4 separate regions of the Homo sapiens genome follow, and all the other regions are linked to region 1. A link is a contact called in ENCODE Hi-C or POLR2A ChIA-PET data. All regions are on one chromosome and are shown on one strand. Each heading gives the region's core, a stretch centred on a gene start or an enhancer-like site at or near the end of the contact. The rest is flanking DNA. Distances are from core to core; before and after follow the strand shown. Region 1 overlaps RAD51B-AS1 (RAD51B antisense RNA 1). Region 2 overlaps RAD51B (RAD51 paralog B). Region 3 has its middle 23 kb from the start of ZFP36L1. Region 4 overlaps RAD51B (RAD51 paralog B).

Region 1 (4,865 bases), core at 2,132-4,631:
GCTGGCAGTAACCCACAGGAGCAAAGCCAGGTGAGCACTGCCCTGACTTGAAGAAGGCTGGCCCATCTAAAGGGGGCACCACCACTCAGTTTCAGCTGGGTATTTAAGACAGCCTAGAAATCCAGAGTTCTGTATAAAGTATCCTGTTTTTAAAAATATTTGCACTAATTAAAAACAAAAAGCAGAAAAATACCGGGCTGGACACGTGAGACGTGCTGCTGAGTAGCTTTTAGTTTGTGAATCGTGGATTTGAGATTTTTGCAAAATATGCTGGTTGAATGAATAAATGCTTAGTCTTTCTGCTCTTCACTTTAAAAAGGGATTTGTGAGAAGCTTGGATAAGAATCCAATAGCAAGCTTTTATTGGGCATCTACTATCTCCCCAAAATGGAGCTAAACATTCTGATGGATTCAGAGAATCAGAGGACCTGGTCTTGCCCTTGAGGATTTACACTGTAGTTGGGAGACCGAATCAGCTCCTGGTGCAGAGCCTGGGCAGACACGGGGTTCCAGAGCATGCGGCAACAGACACTGCTCCTGCCCTCAGGGAGCTACTGTTCTGATCTGTCTCCTGTTCTGTAAAGTGGGAACACACAGGAAATGAGACCAGTCCTTGACAGTCCTTGGTTATGCGGCACAGAATGTTTAGGGGAAGGGGAGAAACTAGGCAATGCTCCCAGAGGGGGCGGTGTTTGGGCTGAACCTTGAAAGATGGGTAGGAAGAGCCACTTGTTTCCAGCTGATAAGTGAATTCTGAAACTGGCCGACTTCTCACCCAGCCAAAACATTGAGAACTCTGCAGGATCAAAACCCAGGACCACCAAAATGAGGGAGTCCTGCTTGCTAAGAAAGAGTGGCTGTCCCACATCTGCCATCAACATGTCACCAAATCGCGTATAGTGTCTCCAGGGGAAAGTCCCCTAGAGCCTTCAGGGGAAAGTCAGTGAATGGGTGGCTTGAGCGGAGCTGCAGCCACAGAGGAAGGCCAGCCATTTAGGAAGCAGTGACAGGCAGGCCTGATGTCAGCAACCTTTTTGAAAGGAAAGAGGGGGACAGATTTCACACAAGGGCCCTTGAGGGTTTCTGAGTATCCGTGGTTTCCCGTGAATGACTATAGTTTTGTGCTCCTTGCAAGGAAAGGAACGGAAAGGGAACCAACTCTGAGATTCCCACATATTCCACAAACACACTGCAGAACAGGAGAAATTATTCCCGCTTTACAGAACAGGAGACAGACCAGAGCAGTAAGCCTCCTGAGGGCAGGAACCATGTCTGTTGCTGTTGCTGCACGCGCTGGAATCCCTGGTGCCTGCCAGGGGTCTGCACCAGGGGTTGATGATGCCAAATGTGACTTGTTTGAGATCTTACAGCCAGAAGTGGCCCGGGGGAAATTCAATCCCAGATCTGCCAGACCCCAAAGCCCTGGTTCCTTCTGTGATGCTGGGGAAATCTGCATCTCCATAGATTCCCAAAGGTCACTTAAAGGAGAATGCTGGATGCTCCAAAGTTTGAAAACTATGAGCGGATGCACTCCATCATGGGTTGGTATGCCCAAGGAAGTGTTAGCATGAAGGGGGCGTGGCATGCAAACATATTCATGTGGCCAGGCATTGGAATTCAACAGAGATCCTTTGAGACAACACGCCCTCCTTTTCATGCCCGGTAGAGGTCTCTTCTCCAACAGCCCTGGGTGCGAACATCTCTAAGGGAAGCCAACTCACCACCTCACGTCCCACTCTGACTGCCAGCAGGTTGTGCTCTAGGCTGGCCCAGTTAGCCATCACCCAGTGGTCTTTGTACTCTCTTTCTGTCCTCCACCAACAAGGCTCTTCAACATGACTACCTTCCAGACACTTGAGAACCTCTCTTTTATTTGCCAGCTCTCTTATTTATCTCTTCTGCTTTTCCTTCACACATTCTCGTGTGACACACTCTCAGTCCCCTCCCCCATCCCCATGGCTGTCAGCAAATGCGATCCATTGCATTTTGCTTCTCCTTTAAAAGCAGTGCAGTGGCATTCCAAGTGGGACAGACCAGTAAAGAGGCCAGCAGGAGAAATACCTCCCTCATCTTCAACACTCTTCTTCAGTTAATGTCACCTAAGATGACACCAATTTTCTTGGTAACTGTTCAGGTTGATTCACGTCGACTTTACAGTCAACACACACCCCTGAGTCTTTCACACCTGCCCCATCCCGGGCATGTATAAAATTCCATTTGTTTAGCCCCAAGGTTCCAGATGTACATTAATCCTATTATATTTCATCTTGTTACATTCAGCCACCATGAATCCAAACTGTTTTGGGATCTTAGGAGATTCTAATTCTGTTATCCAAGATGTCAGCTGCCTCTGAAAGTTCTTCCTAGTCTCTAATAGAACTGTTGAAACAGAACGGTCATGGGAGATTCTGGGACACGGATGGAACCACCCAGCAGGCTGACATCCATCTGTTTGTTAGCAGCTTTAGGGCCACTCAGCACATCCCCAGCTGTCCCAGTGACACTGTCTCCAGCCCTCCTTGTTCTCAAGAGAGCCATGAGCTGTCTGCTCTGCTGCCTACCACAATGCCATGTGCTACCAACTTAGGAATCCTGTCTCCTCCCTCCAAAAAAGTACAGTGAGTAGTCATCTTTTTTCTTGGTAAATCCATGCTGATTCCTAACGATCATCACTTTCTTTCCTAAGCCTTCATAAGCCATCCCTTTCCTTGTAGATGAGAGAAATTAACCCTGAGTTCAAAGCAGAAGCCTTCAGACAGCTGTACGTGTTAATTCATTATGCTGGGCATCTCCATTTGCCCCTCCACAGCCACCCCATCCTCCTCCCCACTGCTCTGTACCCCAGGAAGCTGACCTTGTGGACCGCATTACTGGGCACCCTTGCCCTCTGGCTTCAGTTGGGTTCTGCCAGTGGGAGGCACCAGCAAGAGACAGGAGGGTGGGGCCAGGCGTGGTGGGTCACCCCTGTAATCCCAGCACTGTGGGAAGCCAAGGTGGGTGGATCACCTGAGGTCCGGAGTTTGAGACCAGCCTGGCCAACATGGTGAAATTCTATCTCTACTAAAAATACAAAAAATTAGCTAGGCGTGGTGGTGCGCACCTATAATCCCAGCTACTCAGGAGGCTGAGGCAGGAGAGTTGCTTGAAACCAGCAGGGTTGAGGTTGCAGTGAGTTGAGATCTAGCCACTGTGCTCCAGCCTGGGTGACAGAGTGAGACTCCATCTCAAAAACAAAGAGAGAGAGAGAGAGAGAGAGAGATGGGTGGGACAAGGTCAAGATATTTATTTATCCTCCTGGTTCTACTGTAATGGGCCCTTGCTTGGCTGTGTCTCTCCACTGCCCCTGTATCTAAGGCCATAGCCCCTGATGAATGGCTCTCTCCTCCAGATACTTTCTCTTTCACTTCGCCCCCTTTACCCTTCAGGCTCCCCCCGCTGCTAGCCCTGGAGGGCTTCATCTTTCCTTGTTAGCTTCCTTTAGCTTTACGCATAACTTGTAAGTAGTGACATTTCTAAATTCTGCTCAATTACCCCATTTGAGTGTGCCGTCTGTCTCCTGCCAGAACGCTGACCAATACACTCATATTTTGAGTCATTGCCTAAAGACTTAGGCCTAACAGTGCTAGACGTGGGAGGGAGTGTAGGTGTTGGTGAGAATAGCATAAGAGTTAAAGGCACGGAATTTGTGGTCTAACTAACCAGGATTGAACTTGATTTCCACCGCTTTCCAGCTATAGTTACTGAACTTCTCTGAGCCTCTGCTTTCTCTTCTGTAAAATGGGAGCAGTAGTCCCCTCTCACAAATTCTTTGTCAGGATTTTATGTGATTATATTTGTGAAACATTAAATTTAGCATCAGGTGCATTATAAGCACTTGATAAATGTGTTATTCTGATTATTATTAAGACAGACTCTAACCATTGAGGGTATTGCTTTGGTGCTAGAATACGCTAGCAATAAGCTTCAAGGTTTTCCTGTTTATGTCCACCAGGGAATTTGGACCTCAGGTAATCTGCCCAAATCCTGCCCAAACAGGAGTAAGAAAAAATAAGCATTGTTGTTGCTGTTATTTTATTAGCTAGAGAGGCAGTCAATTCTATCACTTATTGTCAACATAATTTTTTAGCAAAGACTACTCTAGGAGGCTGTAGTTACATTCTTTCTGACACCTTTCCCCTATCTCTTTTCTACATAATCTTAGAGTCCCCCAACCACCAAGGATGATTCCTACTGATTCAAACTAAGAAAATGTGGCACCTTTTAACCTCTGCCCTTACAGAGCTTCTCCCCACCACATCCACCCCCGCCCACAATGATATTCTTACCAAAATAAGCTCAGAAGAGAGTCTCTTAACTTTGTCCAAAAGCTAAATCTGAAAGAGGTTAAAGGTTCTCTGGTCAGTCGCATTTCACCCGACTATTTTTAGCTGATATAGGGCAAAACAAGTTTCCCCAAAGATCTGGGCCCTGTGAAAGCTGGAATTTCTGCCAAGATGGAGGAATACAGCTCTCCCTGCTGGAAAAGAGAGCACAATTCCCTCTTTCCTCACCCCGGGATACCTATTTGCTGCCAGTGAATCTCCCACCTACTCTGTCATGCTAGCATTTGATCACATTGGGTTCATATGTGCTTATTTGCTGCTCCAACCCCAATCCTTACTCCTGAGCCTTTACCACTCAACTATCAATGTGTCCACTCATCCTCTGGGCCATCTTGTGCCCTCTTATCCTCTATCTCCTGGGTCAGAAGCTTGGCAGTTTTCTGGATGTGACTCCTAATGGAAATCCATGACAAAAATGCCCTGGATTCTCAACCAGGGAGAGAAACTCCTCTTCTCAGCCTCTTCTGCCAATGTGCCCCACTC
Region 2 (4,590 bases), core at 1,452-3,951, 190 kb before region 1:
CCAGTGGTTAGGAAAGGCACCCGATTACAGGTCTTTCCAGAAAGCAATTAACATGAAGGGGTAAATTCCAGCACTGTTAGAAGAGTCAGCCCACAATGTCAGATGTACAAAACTGCTTTGTGGATGAGGAAGGATCTGCACAGAAGTGCTCAGGATATACATCTGTCCTCTGCTGTGGGGCAGGAGACCCCAACCACAGAGATGCTTAGGTGAATATCTGGCCTGACCCTAGAGGAGCATATTGTCACTGCTGTCCATGGGAGAAGTCCTGCCCTGAAGGATTTATAAGTTAAATATTTTTCCCAGGTTTATGAAACAGGGCAGTCCCTGTAATTTCCCCATGGAGACACAATGCAGTGCAAAGACCTAGCAGGGAATATGCAGGGCAGGCTGGAGAGTTCATGCTTCTAACTAAGGAACAGGCTGCAGCCTTCCCTTTCCTTCCCCTTCTAAAATGTCTGCTTCTTAATGGACTCACAAAGCGGCATGTTTGTTTGGTGCAGCTGAGCTCCACAGCGGGGACTCTCAGGTCCACGAAATTTGGGGTGAGAACTACGACCTTTGGCTCTTAGCCTTTGACTTATGCTATCCAAGTTCCTTGGTAAATATTTTTTTTTACAATTGCAAATAGTGTTTTCTGACAAAGGAGCAGAGATTTTAACACCAGATTAAGCAAAGCAAACAGCAGGCCTCTTTGTTACATACTCTCTACGGGTGTATAACTAATAAGCAATCAGAAAGCTGGACTTTTATTTACCCAGTACACAGGGTGGCATTCAGCTCTTCATTTTTAGAGGCCTTCTTAAAAGATTAGAAGTATAGTAAGTAGCAAATTTCGTTGAAGATTTCAAGAAATTCTATGGAAGATTACAAGACAATTTCAGGAGGAAAAAAGTTTGTTCTGCTCAGATGACGTGTGTGAAGAGGCTTGATGTGATACACGCACCCTGATCACTAGGCATTTTGTTAAATAGCATTTCTAAGCCCGGTCAAATCTGGATAACTTTTGGGATAACATTTGTGAGAAGAAGAGTCACTGAGTTGCCTCTCTGATGTTCATTGCTAAGATCATGATTTTAAGAGGGAAGAGAAAGTTATTTAGAGAAAGTAGAGCCTGGAAATACAATGAATTGGTAGAGTTTAAAAAACTGCAAGGAATGACTTTTCGAAAAAGTTGGAAAACAGGGGAGAAAGTGGATCACTAAAGGAGGCTGACCTGGAGCTGTGTCCAGGAAAGAGAAAAATTCAGGAAAATGTCTTATAATTCAAGAACAACAACCAGTAAATAAAATGCTTGGTTAGGAGACCTCAGAACCTCACCTGGTTGCTTTCTAAGTTGTTTTCTCTATCCCACTCCCCCAAGCTACACATCCCTCTCTGAGGTTTCCCAGAAGCAGTGGAACACCTCTGCTTTTACCAGCAATGCCCTTGAAAACAAACCTCTTGGCACACTCTGCCTTCTTGCTGTGTGCTCCCAAAGACTTTGGGAAAACAAAAAATGCAGGTCCCCAGAAAATGCAGGCCCCTCATTTACTAGAAAGAACCTTTGGATTTTACCTTCAGCTTTGGTATGATCTTGAGAAAATCTCTGGGCCTTGCTTTTGTCAGCTGGAAAATGAAAACATTAACCTTGATTCAAGACTTTGAAAACTGTCGCAACCCATTGGTGGGTCATGAAGTGAAATTGATGAATCACAACCAGCATTTGAAAACAGAGAGAGAGAGAAGACAGAAGAAAGAGTGAAGAAAAAATATCAGATTATATCACACATATTGTTTCATTTCATAAAATATTTCTTGTGTGATTGTGTGTTTGTGAATGTCCACATACATTATGAGTTTGTGTGGGGGCTGCAGCATAAAACGTTTTTCTTACGTGGATTGTTGTAACCATCCTGCGGGATCTCTAACAGCCTTGTCACATCAGCTTTGTCCGATCCTCCTAGGAGAGGATGTACTCATCATTCCCTTAGCTCAGCCCAGTTGTACCCTTGAGATCTCCACATACTGCAACATCAAAGCTAATTTTTCCCCCTTCTTACCACATGACCAAACTAAAAGACACCTGCATGATTCCCCAGGTTTAAAGCAAAGAAACCCTTGGTCCCTGGGTGGAAAACTTGGAAAGGTACCATCAGTCAAGGCCAAGTAGCTTTTCTTACATGAGGAGCTGCACTGGCAGGTGAGCCCCGAGTTGGTGTGGAGGTTGGCACCTGGAGCTCTGGGTGGGATGTGCAGCCCATGTCCAGGGACTTAGAGACAGACAGGGCAGCTCCTGTGCTGCCAACTAGAAGGGAGGCCGCCAGCCACTGTGGCCGACATTCGGTCTTCAATAGAGCCACCTGGATGGTGGAAACAAGCCAACCACACCAGCTACCCGTGGGGGTAGGGAATGATCCCTCAGTGCCTTTTATCCCTTGGCAAGCCCCAAGATGCCTACTGGCCTGCTAGCCCGGAGATTTTATAATACCTGAAGAACTCCTGAGTGCTCAAGCAGAGGGAGGGAATAAAAGGTGAGGGCAGAATTCGATTTACCAGCTCCACAGGCCATTTCCCTCACCGGTTCTCAAGGATTAGGATGCTGAGAACAGTCAGCAACTGGGGGACTTCTACCCTTCCCTCCCCTTTGTTCACTGGGATGGGAAGGACAATAAAGCGGCAGGCTGGAGAGACTGAGGGGCTGGTTAGAGATTTCTCAGGCTGCTTTTTGAAACTCTTGAAGGAGCCGGTCCATGCTATTGTTGTAGTAAAATAGAAAGCGGAACTATTCTCCTTTTGCAAAAAAAAAAAAAAGGAAGAAAAAAAGTAAATGAAAGAACCCCCCTCCTCCCAGCATCTTCAGGAGGCCTCAACTCAGGCCATTAACATGGTAATACCATCCTGTTTGCATCTCCTTTGTCTGTCCAGCGTTTGTCTGGGATCCTGGCCTCTGGATGCTGGAAATACTTAGGCCCCAAAGGAGAGGGAGCTCACAGCCACCAGTTTCCTGAGGGTTTGGACTCTGAGATCCCAGGCAGAGAGAGAGTTGAGCCTCTCTGTGCAATGAAGTGGGAAATGTTGGGGTAGGAGGGGATCTCATGAATCCATTTTTCCTTTGGTCCCCAGAGTTCACCATGCAAGTCTCAGTGCCCACTAAGTGAAAAAGCTCAGCAGTTTGGCTAGCCTCTTAGAGTGATGCTCAAGTGTGCTGGGGCCTAGTGGAGAGGTAAGAGCAGGAGTTGGTTCTGGGAATCAGCTTTAATGGTGTGTGCCCACAGAAGCATCTGGCAGCAGAAAGGAAAGGGAGTTTACAGTGAGCTCCAGGTTGACCCACCTCTCCTCTGGTCATGTCCTTTGTTCCCTTAGCAAGCCCCGAATGTTGTGCCACCCAGAACACAGCTGGGACTCAAGGCCAAGAATAAAGATTCTGTCATTGAAAGCAGCTGGGCTGTGTTGCTGGCGCTGCAGGAGGCCTAGAGGAAAACCCAGGTCCCAGCTCTCCGGGAGCCCTCCTAGTTTTCAGGGGCTCATAGGCACAAACACCTGCGGACTTGGTGAAACAGAACCTAAGGAAGGGGAGGTCCAGGGGAATGAAGGGTTGATCTAGCACAGCCTCCCCGTTACTCCTTTCCTCAGGGATCTGGGGAGGATTTGTAAAAGAAAAGCCAGGTTGTTTGGAACAGGACAGAAGATAGTGGCTTAGTTCCTCAGTAAGACAGAAGTGTGTTTTTTATATCATTTTTGCAAAATCAAAGTCAGGTATGACAGGTTTAATTTGGATCCTGGGGCTGTCGTCTATTAGTGTAGGTTTGAATGAGCGGGAGCTGGGGAGACCAGGGCACCCTGAGACAGGTCCGGAGAAGGTGCTGGAGATGAAATTAGTTTCCCATATCTCCAACCACTTGGCATAGGGTGGCAGAAGAAAACAGAAAACAAAGCAACAGCGATCTTTTTTAGAGCTGGAAAGCTATGTGCCTCATCTTTCTTGCTTTGCTTTTGCAATCAAGAACAGTTTGATCACCTTTTGAAATGTATCAGGACAGGCATTAATCTCTTCTGTTTGTTCCCTTGTCACAAACTTGCGTTAAGTTTTCCCACCCCATTTTTTTAGTCACTGAGCCAGCTGGATGATTTATTGACAAAAATGTCCCCCCAAATACCACCACTTGAGTTCATCAGATTTCAGTTTGAATCAGTAACCTATCAAAATGTTTTATGCTGCTGGACTCAAAGTGACCCAGAAGATTCTCAATTTATTTCCATCCAGGTACAGAGGTATCTGCATGGTAAATACCACCTCCGCACCTGGCACAGCCTGGCATTCTTGTAGGAGCCTGGGCAAAGAGCCCTGGAACTCAATGGAGCAAAGAGAGTGAACTCCTCTCCCAGAGGTCATGGAGAAGAAGGCAAAGCAGGCCTGTCACATTGTCCCCAGCCTGCCAGGTGCCACTGCAGCCTCGGAAAGTTTGTCTAGGCCAAGGCGCTCTCCTTTGCTGCTTCTGCCTGCCTCTTAGTGTGGGACCTCCCAGGGAGATGAGAAAGGAGAGGAAGGACTCGTATCTGTTCAGTTCTCTTCTCCCCTGTGCACATTCACTTTACATCCCCTCCCTC
Region 3 (4,619 bases), core at 1,803-4,302, 150 kb after region 1:
CAGGCAAGTGGTCCCTGAAGGCCTCTATACACCACAATGTACCTTCACTGGTGCAAAGGCCCTGCCAAATGGCTGTGCAAAAGTGGCCAGGCAAGAGATACAGTTCTAAGAAGAAATCAAGGAGCCATGGCACGCAGGACTCCCAGGAGAGGCAGGTGGCCTGCACAGCCAGTTCACGCTCCAGGCTACTGTGTGGGTGGCCTCCTGCTGACAAGCTTCAGCCAGAAGCGGGTATTTGGGACTTTGGGTGACAAGACTGGAGGAGACAAGGGAACCTAAGCAGAAGGTCATCCAGACCACCGTCAGAGTGGCCACACCAAGTCTTTGGGTTCTTGCTCTAAGTCTGCCAGCCAGATGAAGGGATGGAGGATTCACATCCAGCCACATCTTGACCCTGCTGATTCTGGAGGAGAATGGATGGAGCCCTGCACTGGCTCCACCTGCTCCCTCTTCTCCCATAAGAGGAAACAAGAAAGGAGGCTGGAGAGCCCAAGACAAAACTCAAGAATGTTCTCGAAAGGTCCTTGGGCTTTGAGACCTTCACAATGCAGTCATAAGATTATCCTGAGCTTCTGAAAGCCCCCTGGCTCCAGAGAAGAGAGCAATCTCTGGCTGCTAAACCTTGAGTGCAAAGGCTAAGGGCACGCCGGGGCCAGAATGCCTGGGTTCAAATCCTAGCTCTGCTATGTATTAGCTCTGTAACATTGGGCAAAGTACTTAACCCCTGTTTCCTCCTCTGTAAAATGAGGATAACTATGGCCCTATAGGGCAGAGTCGTTGCCTAGAACAGTAGAGAACTCAAAATTAATTTAGCAAGGGGCCCTCCTCTGCCCAGTGGGATGTGCTACTATTGACCCCATGGGGTTCTGGAAGAAATCAACATGCTACTACAATGGAAGGCATTTGAAGGAAGTGGAAAGTTTTCACAGAAAGTAGCCCAGAGACATGCACAGAGTGCTGCTCTCTGTGCAGACCAGAAACCCCAAAGATTTGTGCCTCTTTCTGTCAGAATGCAGCTTTCTGGAGCCCACCGGGCTATAGAAGCTGCATGGCGTCTGGAATGGGAATGGGTTGGCCTAGTCTTCCCCTGGAGGTATGGAGAGGAAAGGTGACACTTTCAGGCTTTGTGCAGGACAAGCAGAGAATATCACTCAAATCCAAGCTGGCTGCCCTGTGGGGGACACAGGCCCATGCCGGCAGGCCTGGGGAGAGCCACCGCTTGCTGAGGTTAGGCCAGCACCAGTGGGTGTGAGGAACCCACCTCCAGTCTCAAGAGCAGGGTTGGGCTTCCCTGGATGGGGAGGAAAGGGTTAAGCCGGCTTGGGCTCTGGAGGGAAAGCACTCGGCAGCTATAAACAGAGAGCCTAGGGAGGGAGGGGGCTGACAGGATGTGGCCAGGGCTCGAGCTGTCTGATTATTAACTTCACTTTTATTTGGAGGGGGATTTGATTCTCTGTTTTACTTCCCATCAAGGAAGTGAAAGCCCAGGTCTCAGAGGGGCCTGGTTTCAAATTGTTTTGTCACAGCTCATTTATTTTTCCTTTTAAATAAATAAACAAAACCACCTCTTTGTTTTCCCCTTAATGAGCATTCAGCAAATCATCTGTGGGTGAGGCATGAACGGGGTTTTCTGGAGTCCTTCATGGGAGAACATTTGGCTTATTATTTTAAAAGGAAAAAGCAAGGATGTCTCCTTTAGCTCCCAGTCTTCTCCAAGGCTGTGAAGGCACTTTCTCTTTTGCCTCCTCTGAAATACCGACCTAGACCAGCGAGGAGTCTGAAATCACAGCCTCAAGCTCGGCCAAGGCCCCAGGAGCTTCCTTGGTTGGACCTTGGGGCTGGACCCGCAGCCTGCCATTCCATCTGACAGGCCCTGACCCTGAGGCCACGCAGAGGAAGCACCCAGCACGGGCTCAGTGGTTTGTCTTCTTGCTTGGGCTCAGACCCATGGCTTTTGTTCCTCTGACACCCTGACATTTCTACTAAAATAACAAAGCAATTAAACACACAAAAGGATTCCATGACAGCCTTAAAAAACACCATTACATGTTCCTTTACCCAAGGTTGAAAACATTTGGGAACTTGATTTCCAACATCAAAATCCAGATCAAAACCCATTCAACAATCCCATGATCCCCTTGCAACAACCCTTTCCTGGCCAGTATCACAGGGTGCCGACCCTCACAGGGTCTCACAATTCAACAATTCAGTGAGAGAGGATGCAGCAACAAAGACTGTAACGAAAAAACAAGAGAGTCTAGGGTCTCACATCAACAATTCAGTGAAAGAGGATGCAGCAACAAAGACTGTAAGGGAAAAACAGGAGAGTCTACAGCTGAAGCTACTGCTACTCAAGGTGGGCAGAGAACGGAAGAGACGGATTCTGTTGGAAACTAAGAGGGGAAATCCAGGAAGGCTTCCTGGTGGAGCTGATCTTTAAGCTGAACCTTGAAGGACTGGTAAGATGAACGGATGTTCTGGAACCTGAGAAACACCCAAGTACCAGAGAGACAGCATCCATGTGTGAACTACTCTAGACAGAGGCAACAGGCGTGGTGGGGCCTGGGGCTCCTCAGAATGGCACCTCAAGTCCCCATGGTGGTCAGGGACTGGAATGCATCGGCCGCCTGCAGCCAGCTCCGCGGGGCCAGTCCCTGACCTCTGGCTCGGAGATTGGTGTGCCCGGTGAAGGAGTTGCCCAAGCATCTTAGGCAACCAGATACTACGCCTGGCCTTGGACCCTGCCACTTGCCTGCCCCACAAAAACCTGCTGACCGCTGTGACCTACTTTAACGCCCTCTGACTTCCCGCTCTTTGAATATGGGGCAAAAAGAAGAAGGGCGACTGGCACCATCCAATTCACTTGAGGCTCGGAGGCTCAGGCCTGCCTTCCTGGCGGCTACTGGGGTGGCGTTTCCCAGCACCCCCGGGAAGCTACCAAGGTCCAGGGCTCTCCTGGGCTTCTGCGACGCCCACGCACTCCTGCGGCCGAGCTTCGCGGTCGGGCTCTCCCGTCGCCACCCCGGCGTCTGCTCAGCCGCGAGCGAGAACCAAGCCGGGCCGGGCGCGGGGCCCGGGCGAGGCCGCCAAGATGGCCGACGCGCTCGGCAGCGCGCGGATCACGCGGGAAGGCTGCCCTTGGCCTCCCGGGAAACAGCCAAGGTTCCGCCGCCCTCCTTGGCGCTCTGCCCCGGCCGGCCTGCCGGGATCTCCTCCCCGGCGCGGTCTGCGGCTCCCGGGGCCTCGCAAACCTTCCAGGCCCGAGGCCATCCAGACGTGCACACCAGGCCCGGCCCGCGAGGGGAGACACAGGGGCCGGGGCTGCGGCGGCTGAGCTCCCTGGGCGGCTCGGAACGCAAGGGGCCGGCGAGCCGACGCTGCTGCAGGAGGCTGCGGCGTGGGGCGAGGTTCTCGCTACGGCTTCGTTCCCGTCCTCCCGCGGCCGCTCTCCCCCGGAAGCCCTCGGAGGCAGCACGATGGACGTGGCCACACTGCCCTCCAGTGGCCAGCTCGCCGAACAACACGTCTGGGCCCCTTTTGGGGGTCTGGGTGACGTGTCCACCCTCTCTCTGCCCTTTGCTACATTTGAAGGTGGGGTTTGCTCATCCATGGTTCCTCTTACAGGTCACCAAAGCTGCCACAGTGCACACTCACCCAACAGCAGGGGATTTGCCGCCTTCGGTGGTTCTCAAACTTCAGTGTGCACAGGAATCCCCCCTTGGACAGTTCTTTCAAACCCGGATTGCTGGGTCCCCCAACCAAGTCAGAGAATTTGCATTTCTAACAAATCCTCAGGCGATGCTGAGCTGCTGGTCCGCTGGTCCTGGAGCCACACTTAGAGAACCACTGGCTCGGCTCACTCTTTCTCTCACGGGGTTTCTGTCATCTACTCATTTAATACAGAATATGTCCTGCTAGCCCCGGAGGACGAGTGGACGGAACAACTTTCTCACCCCTCGCGGAGCTTAGTCTAACGGAGGAGACAGACTTGTTTCAACAAATCACCTAGAAAGAAATATAAGATTCCATTTGAAAAGACTTTCAAATTCCTATGAAGGAAAAGAATCAGGTGCTCAGAGAACATATATAAATGGGGCACTCATTTAGATTTGGGATGGGAAGGTTCTTGAGGAAGACCTCTCTGAGGAAACCCTTAAGCTGAGGCCAGGAGGAGGGATGAGGTCCTGAGGGGAATGGGGAGGGGACTGGAACTGGCAGGAGGAGCAGGTAAGATGCAGACCCTGTCTGTAGAAGCAGAGACTGGTAGGGGGCCAGGCAGGGGGTCACAGCCTCCTAGGCCCATGCCTCTGGTACCCACAGAGCTGCCTCCTCAGAAGGGCAGCATCCAGGGGAGAAGAGGGCCTGCCTGCATGCTCAGATCTTAGCTACCCCCGTCAGTGCCAAGAAGAATGCTCCACCTTGAGGAACCCCAGCCAGGTGCCCACAGCCCACAAACTTCTCTTTGCCTGAGCAGATTTATGTAGGTACCTTCTGTAAGGCCTGAAGGGCAGTCACATCTGATGGAACCAGGTCTGCTGAGTAATGATGAACAGACATGATGTTACCATCTACCCATCAATGCCCTCAGTGTGCCATCTCCTCCCTCCTGCAGTCCAGGA
Region 4 (5,046 bases), core at 1,989-4,488, 250 kb before region 1:
TGACATTGAGCTCTACACCAGGGCTCTTGAATGTGAGGCTTAGTTTCAGATCACAGGCCTGGAAGGGGGTCAGGTCAAGCTGAGCAGACCTTCAAGCCGATTAACCCAAGAGCTGAATTGTGTTGTCTGAGGGAAGGAGTCCTCCCTGGCTGATTATTTTCTTTACACCCTGGAAACTTTGCAAAATTTTATAACCAAGAAAGAAATCTTATCAGGGCCACAAGCCAAGTTAATTTTCTTGCTTATTCTGCTTCAGTGTTTGCAAAAACTCTCTTAAGAAGCTGGAAAACATTTTCTTTTGGACTAATTTAGCTTTTTTTCCATTTGACTTTTATTTACTCTTTTCCTACTCTGCTTCAATCCTGCCCCACCCTTTTTGCAACATTTTTATTCTTACCAAAGACATGTTCTTAGAGTAGAATTAAAATGGCCTCTCCTACTTTTTGTAGTTGTTGTTGTTTTAAACCATCGAAAATATGTTTTGGTCTACCCCGTGCATGGTATGGGGATATAAAGAAGTAGAAGACTAGTTCCTGCCCTCGAGGTCCAAACAAACTAATACTGAGGTACTGTTACAAGGCAGTGTTTGATTTGTTGTCTAATGAGTGGTTAAAACAGTAACTGCTTTGACTCTAAAGGAAGGTAACATCATCAGAGGCATATTAAGTCTTTTCAGGAAAAGGTGAGACTTGAGTATTACCTTAAAATCAGTGATTCTCGGCAGGACGCAGTGGCTCATGCCTGTAATCCCAGCACTTTTGGGAGGCCAAGGTGGGTGAATCGCCTCAGGTCAGGAGTTCGAGACCAGCCTGACCAACATGGTAAAACCCCATCTCTACTAAAAAAAAAAAAAAAAAAAAAAAATAGCCAGGCGTGGTGGCGCATACCTGTAGTCCCAGCTACCCAGGAGGCTGAGGTAGGAGAATCACTTGAACCCAGGAGGCAAAGGTTACAGTGAGTAGAGAGTGTGCCACTGCACTCAAGCCTGGGTGACAGAGCAAGACTCTGTCTCAAAAAAAAAAAAAAAAAAAAAAAAAAAATCAGTGGTTCTCAAACCTGGCTGCACTTAAGGCTCATCACAGGAGCATTTATACCAATGCCAATGCCCCACCCTGACCAGTTAAATCAAAATCTCTGCCAGTAGAGCTGAGCATCAGTGTTTATTTTATTTGTAAAGCTCCCCCATGTGATTCTAATGTGCAGCCAAGGTTGGGAACCTCTGCCTTAAATAATAGATAAGATTCAGGTAGTCAGAAAGGGGAGGTGCTGGGGTAGAGTGAGCTGCAGCTGAAGAACAAACAGGAGGATAGGCTGCATCGTCAGAGGGCACAGGCTGGGTTTTGCCTTGTAACAAGAGCAGAGGGTTTGGGCACTCATTCATTTGACAAACCTTTATTTAATCACCTCTTCTCTGCTAGTCACTGTGTAACTAGTTGCGCTGGAGATTCAAGAAAACAAAAACAGGTAAGAGATGGTTGATACCCTCTGGTTGTTCACAGTCTACTTGAGGAAACAGATAAGCATGTAAACCGGACTTGCAGTAAGAGCACAGTGAATGAAGTAAGTCTAGAGGAGATGGGGGGTCCTGGCACTAAGGAAGGTTCTCTAGCGATGAATGAGGCAGAGCATGAGGCAGAGAGGAGTGGCCGAGGCCTTCACTTGGGAAACTCTTGCTATTACAAAGTGCCTTCTAGCGAGGGCTGGAAAAGCTAGAGTAAGGCTGGTTATACTTGAAAGAAGGAAGAAAAACTCGATAAAAATATTCACATTTATACAATTTCTCCTCAAATCCTCATGAAGTCTGGTCTTACAAACTACAAATGGGATTATATAAATTTTCAAGTGCCCTAGAAAGAGTAATGAAGTAAATGAATCCTGACTAAGCCTCACACCCGCTTGATGAAATAAATATTATGACTCTCTTATTTCAACAAATTGGAAAGAGGTCTTTTTTTCATATAGGAGGTTTATTTAAATGAACTTTCTAATAATATTTTCATTTCTATTTAGGAGGCACCCTGAAATTATGGGATGCTTGAGGGGCGAGCCTGAAGTACCTAGTAAATTGTTGACAGAACCAATATCACTCAAGCTGCTGATCCACACTTGAATCTGTAGGCTTTTCTCAAAGTCCTAGTTTTGCATCTTAGAAGTATTGCATCTTGGAAGTATTTCTTTGCATCTTGGAAATATTCAATGTTTCCTTTCTGGTGATAGGATTCTCAGTGTCCATTTTATATTTTCGAAGACTCAAATATCATCACTGTGAAGACTTCCCTGACACCAGCTGTGATCCGTCCCTCTTCCCTCTGGCCCACACTTGCACCTGGCCCTTGTCTCTATTCTTAGACTTCTGAGCCCTGAATTATGAGCCCCTTGAGGTCTATAACTGAATTTATCTGCATACCCTCAAATGTAAGGGCAGTGCTTGACACTTACACAGTAGATACATTTATTTTGAAAGAGAGAGAGAAAGCAAGAAAAAGAAATGCACTCCCTGTAGCTACTCGTGAACCCAGTCTGAAGGACGAAGGACTGCTTATTTAGAATCATTCTTCCGCATAGAAATTGAGTTTTACAATTTAACCATTCCTTTAAAATGTTAGTAATTGTCGGTTTAAAATGTTAGCATCAAACCTTGACAATTATAAGCAGATACTTAAATAGAAATACTGTAAGAATACTGAAGATAGGAATACTTTTTGCAGAACCAGCCTGCTGTAGTCTATGGGAGGATGGGAGTCAGGCTTCCCCTGGAATCTTATGGGATAGCCTTTGTGTAAGCAAGCCAGAACCCTAAACACAGACCCAGGCTGAGGGAGAGAAGGGTTCTGCAGCTGCTTTCAGGGACCAGATAGCATGAGGAGGGTAGGAAATCTTTGTTGCTATCTTCTACAAGTCTTAACTTCTCCTCTCTGTGGTTGGACAGGCTTAATGAAAGACTGAATAACCAAAGAAAAGTTGATAAATTTTTTTTCCCAGATAAGCTAAAGGGTAGATGTGGGGCAGCATGTCAGGCTTATATTCATATTCACCCAAAGAAAGATATCGAGGATGATGTTTTACCTGATGTAAGTCATAGTTGTATATCTCCCTACTCCTAGATTCCTCCAAAGAAGGATTCAGGCTTAGTTGCCCTAACTCAAAAGGAACCTCTCTCCCTTGGTGGCATGGTTCCAGGTCGCTGTACTTGTTCTCTTGTTTTCTACTCCAGCTCACCTGCTGTTTTTAGGCAAGGAGGATTATGTGAGTATGTGTGTGTGTGACTAGATCCCGCCAGAGGAGAAGTTCGGCTGTGCTGCAGGGGTAGATGAAAACTCTTTTTAAGCATAAATACCTATAGAAATAGCAAAGGGAACATAAAATCCAGTCAAGTACATTATCTTGGGTATAAATGTCTCCTCCCTTTCCAGAGCTGCTCAAGTGTGAAATCCAAGCCCCTGCCCACACTCTTGCAACAGAAGTGCTCTAACAGGTATTAAGTGGATTGGGGAAATAAATAAAAGGGGAACCCAGAATGGTGGCATTAAAAGAATCCCTTTTTTCAGGCAATGTATTGGCACTAGGCACTAGGCAAATGTATTAAAATCTGAGGAAATCCTACGGAAAGTGTGTGGTCCCAGTGAATGAATACAATGAGCTGCTACTCACAGTGCAGGGACTGAGAAAGGGCAACACAGACACCCAAGTGGTCATCTCCCATTTCCATCTCCACATTTGAGATAAGAATACCTGTATCTTTCCTACCACCCACAAACAAACAAGCAAACCATGGGACTCCCTTTGAAAAAAGTCAATATATCCAAGAAATCACTATTTCTGAATGAGCTCAAGTAGAGAGAACTTTCTCTTAAGAGGGTTCCGCTGGAAATTGCCAGCTGAAAATACACAGGTACAATGACTCCCACGCTGGAGATGAAGGGTCCCCTTTCCCATGCTTTGACCACGATAGACCGTGTACCTTTGCTAAGGTGGAGAGTCAGTCTTTCCTAGGAGATTTTGAGCCAAATAAAATAAAAACAAAACACGGGTGAGAGAACCACCATGATGTTTTAAAAGGCGAAAGATTTACGCGATTTGAAGAGAAACCAGAGTATACCACCATGATGTTTTAAACATCATTTTTTATCAAATATAGTTACAAAATTAACCGTTACCACCATTTCAAAAAGGTAAAGGCACTTTAACACCAAAAAGTAGAAAGGACATATCTAGAAGGAAGAATACATGTATTGATATATTTAAACTGAAAACATTTCTTTTTATGGCAGACTTAGCACATGTCCTTACTTCTCTCTTTGAGGCGCATGAGCTCTGACCATCACAGGACAAATGACTGGTCCTCTTACAGAGCATGTAGGTGGTTTACCCTTTAATGAGCCACTCATTTCACTAGCATTTTATCACCTCTGTTGTTCTCCTCCAGCTCTGACTTATTTTATTTTTATATGCTGTTTGTCTGGTACCAATTCCCCTTGTGCAGTGACCCTGCCTGCTCTAACTTGCTAAGTAAACTAGGCCAAATACCTGGGCAGGAGATTTCTAGAGAAATCTGAGCAGTTGCAGGAAGTAGAAGAGACACAGGGCTTTGGAACCAAATTGAAGACCCTGTTGTCTGGCTTGGGAAGAAAAATATTTTCAGTTGGGAAACAACATCGGAAACAGCTATGAGATCTCTTGGACAAGGCGCTGCCCTGAAAGTCAAGGACCTTGAAATTTATTTGGCTCATTTGAGAATGAAGATTGGACAGGATGTTTTATTTTAGCCTTAGCTGGTTAGCTGTGAGTGAGAAGAAAATGGGCAACCTCATTGGCTAGGGAAAGTAAAAAGGAAAGAAGGGTTCAATACCTGCCTAAACTATGAACTGATTTACAAATGAATCAGCACTTTCACTAGAACAAAAAGCATTTAGAATATGACAGTGCCCATCTGAGATACAGTCTAGAGATCATCTTCTCCAGTGAGTCTCAAGTACAGTAAATTTAAAAATCCCAGGTGTTTGTGAACAATGAAGATCCCAGGCCCCATCCCCAGTGCTGTATTCA

What was found. A loop is a pair of places that touch in the nucleus more often than their neighbours do. ChIA-PET counts read pairs that join two places held with the same protein, here RNA polymerase II (POLR2A). Pooled maps may share reads with other maps.
Region 2: a loop to region 1 is called in a pooled map, with 2.5 times the contacts of the local background. The contact joins two enhancer-like sites. A Hi-C loop is called at or near these places in 1 of 168 maps with a recorded cell type or tissue (Caco-2), 1 of 37 single-sample maps with no recorded cell type and 8 of 50 pooled maps. POLR2A ChIA-PET finds 5 or more read pairs at or near these places in 3 of 52 experiments (MCF 10A, activated CD4-positive, alpha-beta T cell and activated T-cell).
Region 3: a loop to region 1 is called in a map of Caco-2, with 2.5 times the contacts of the local background. The contact joins two enhancer-like sites. A Hi-C loop is called at or near these places in 1 of 168 maps with a recorded cell type or tissue (Caco-2), 1 of 37 single-sample maps with no recorded cell type and 7 of 50 pooled maps. POLR2A ChIA-PET finds 5 or more read pairs at or near these places in 9 of 52 experiments (AG04450, CD4-positive, alpha-beta memory T cell, CD8-positive, alpha-beta T cell and 6 more).
Region 4: a loop to region 1 is called in a pooled map, with 3 times the contacts of the local background. The contact joins two enhancer-like sites. A Hi-C loop is called at or near these places in 2 of 168 maps with a recorded cell type or tissue (GM12878 and ovary), 18 of 37 single-sample maps with no recorded cell type and 5 of 50 pooled maps. POLR2A ChIA-PET finds 5 or more read pairs at or near these places in 1 of 52 experiments (OCI-LY7).

Annotation. Positions count from the first base shown.
Region 1 is chr14:68,660,077-68,664,941 of GRCh38, forward strand. The region is part of intron 2 of RAD51B-AS1 (RAD51B antisense RNA 1); the gene reads right to left. It also overlaps a transcript of RAD51B not described here. Among named protein-coding and RNA genes, the nearest start is that of RAD51B-AS1, 23 kb to the right of the region's middle. RefSeq lists an enhancer at 3,306-3,495. Within about 2 kb of position 3,382, at least 7 of the 41 ENCODE cell types and tissues checked have a DNase peak (open chromatin) inside an H3K27ac peak, as active enhancers do; they include CD8-positive, alpha-beta T cell and GM12878, where a contact is called at or near this core.
Region 2 is chr14:68,468,915-68,473,504 of GRCh38, forward strand. All of the region lies in intron 10 of RAD51B (RAD51 paralog B), which reads left to right. Among named protein-coding and RNA genes, the nearest start is that of RAD51B-AS1, 210 kb to the right of the region's middle. RefSeq lists enhancers at 1,778-2,311, 2,312-2,845. Within about 2 kb of position 2,702, at least 7 of the 41 ENCODE cell types and tissues checked have a DNase peak (open chromatin) inside an H3K27ac peak, as active enhancers do.
Region 3 is chr14:68,813,364-68,817,982 of GRCh38, forward strand. No RefSeq gene overlaps it. Among named protein-coding and RNA genes, the nearest start is that of ZFP36L1, 23 kb to the left of the region's middle. RefSeq lists enhancers at 2,385-2,604, 2,685-2,914, 2,931-3,670, 3,545-3,594, 3,695-3,744 and 1 more and a silencer at 3,055-3,444. Within about 2 kb of position 3,053, at least 41 of the 41 ENCODE cell types and tissues checked have a DNase peak (open chromatin) inside an H3K27ac peak, as active enhancers do; they include CD8-positive, alpha-beta T cell, where a contact is called at or near this core.
Region 4 is chr14:68,414,020-68,419,065 of GRCh38, forward strand. All of the region lies in intron 9 of RAD51B (RAD51 paralog B), which reads left to right. Among named protein-coding and RNA genes, the nearest start is that of RAD51B-AS1, 270 kb to the right of the region's middle. Within about 2 kb of position 3,239, at least 5 of the 41 ENCODE cell types and tissues checked have a DNase peak (open chromatin) inside an H3K27ac peak, as active enhancers do; they include GM12878, where a contact is called at or near this core.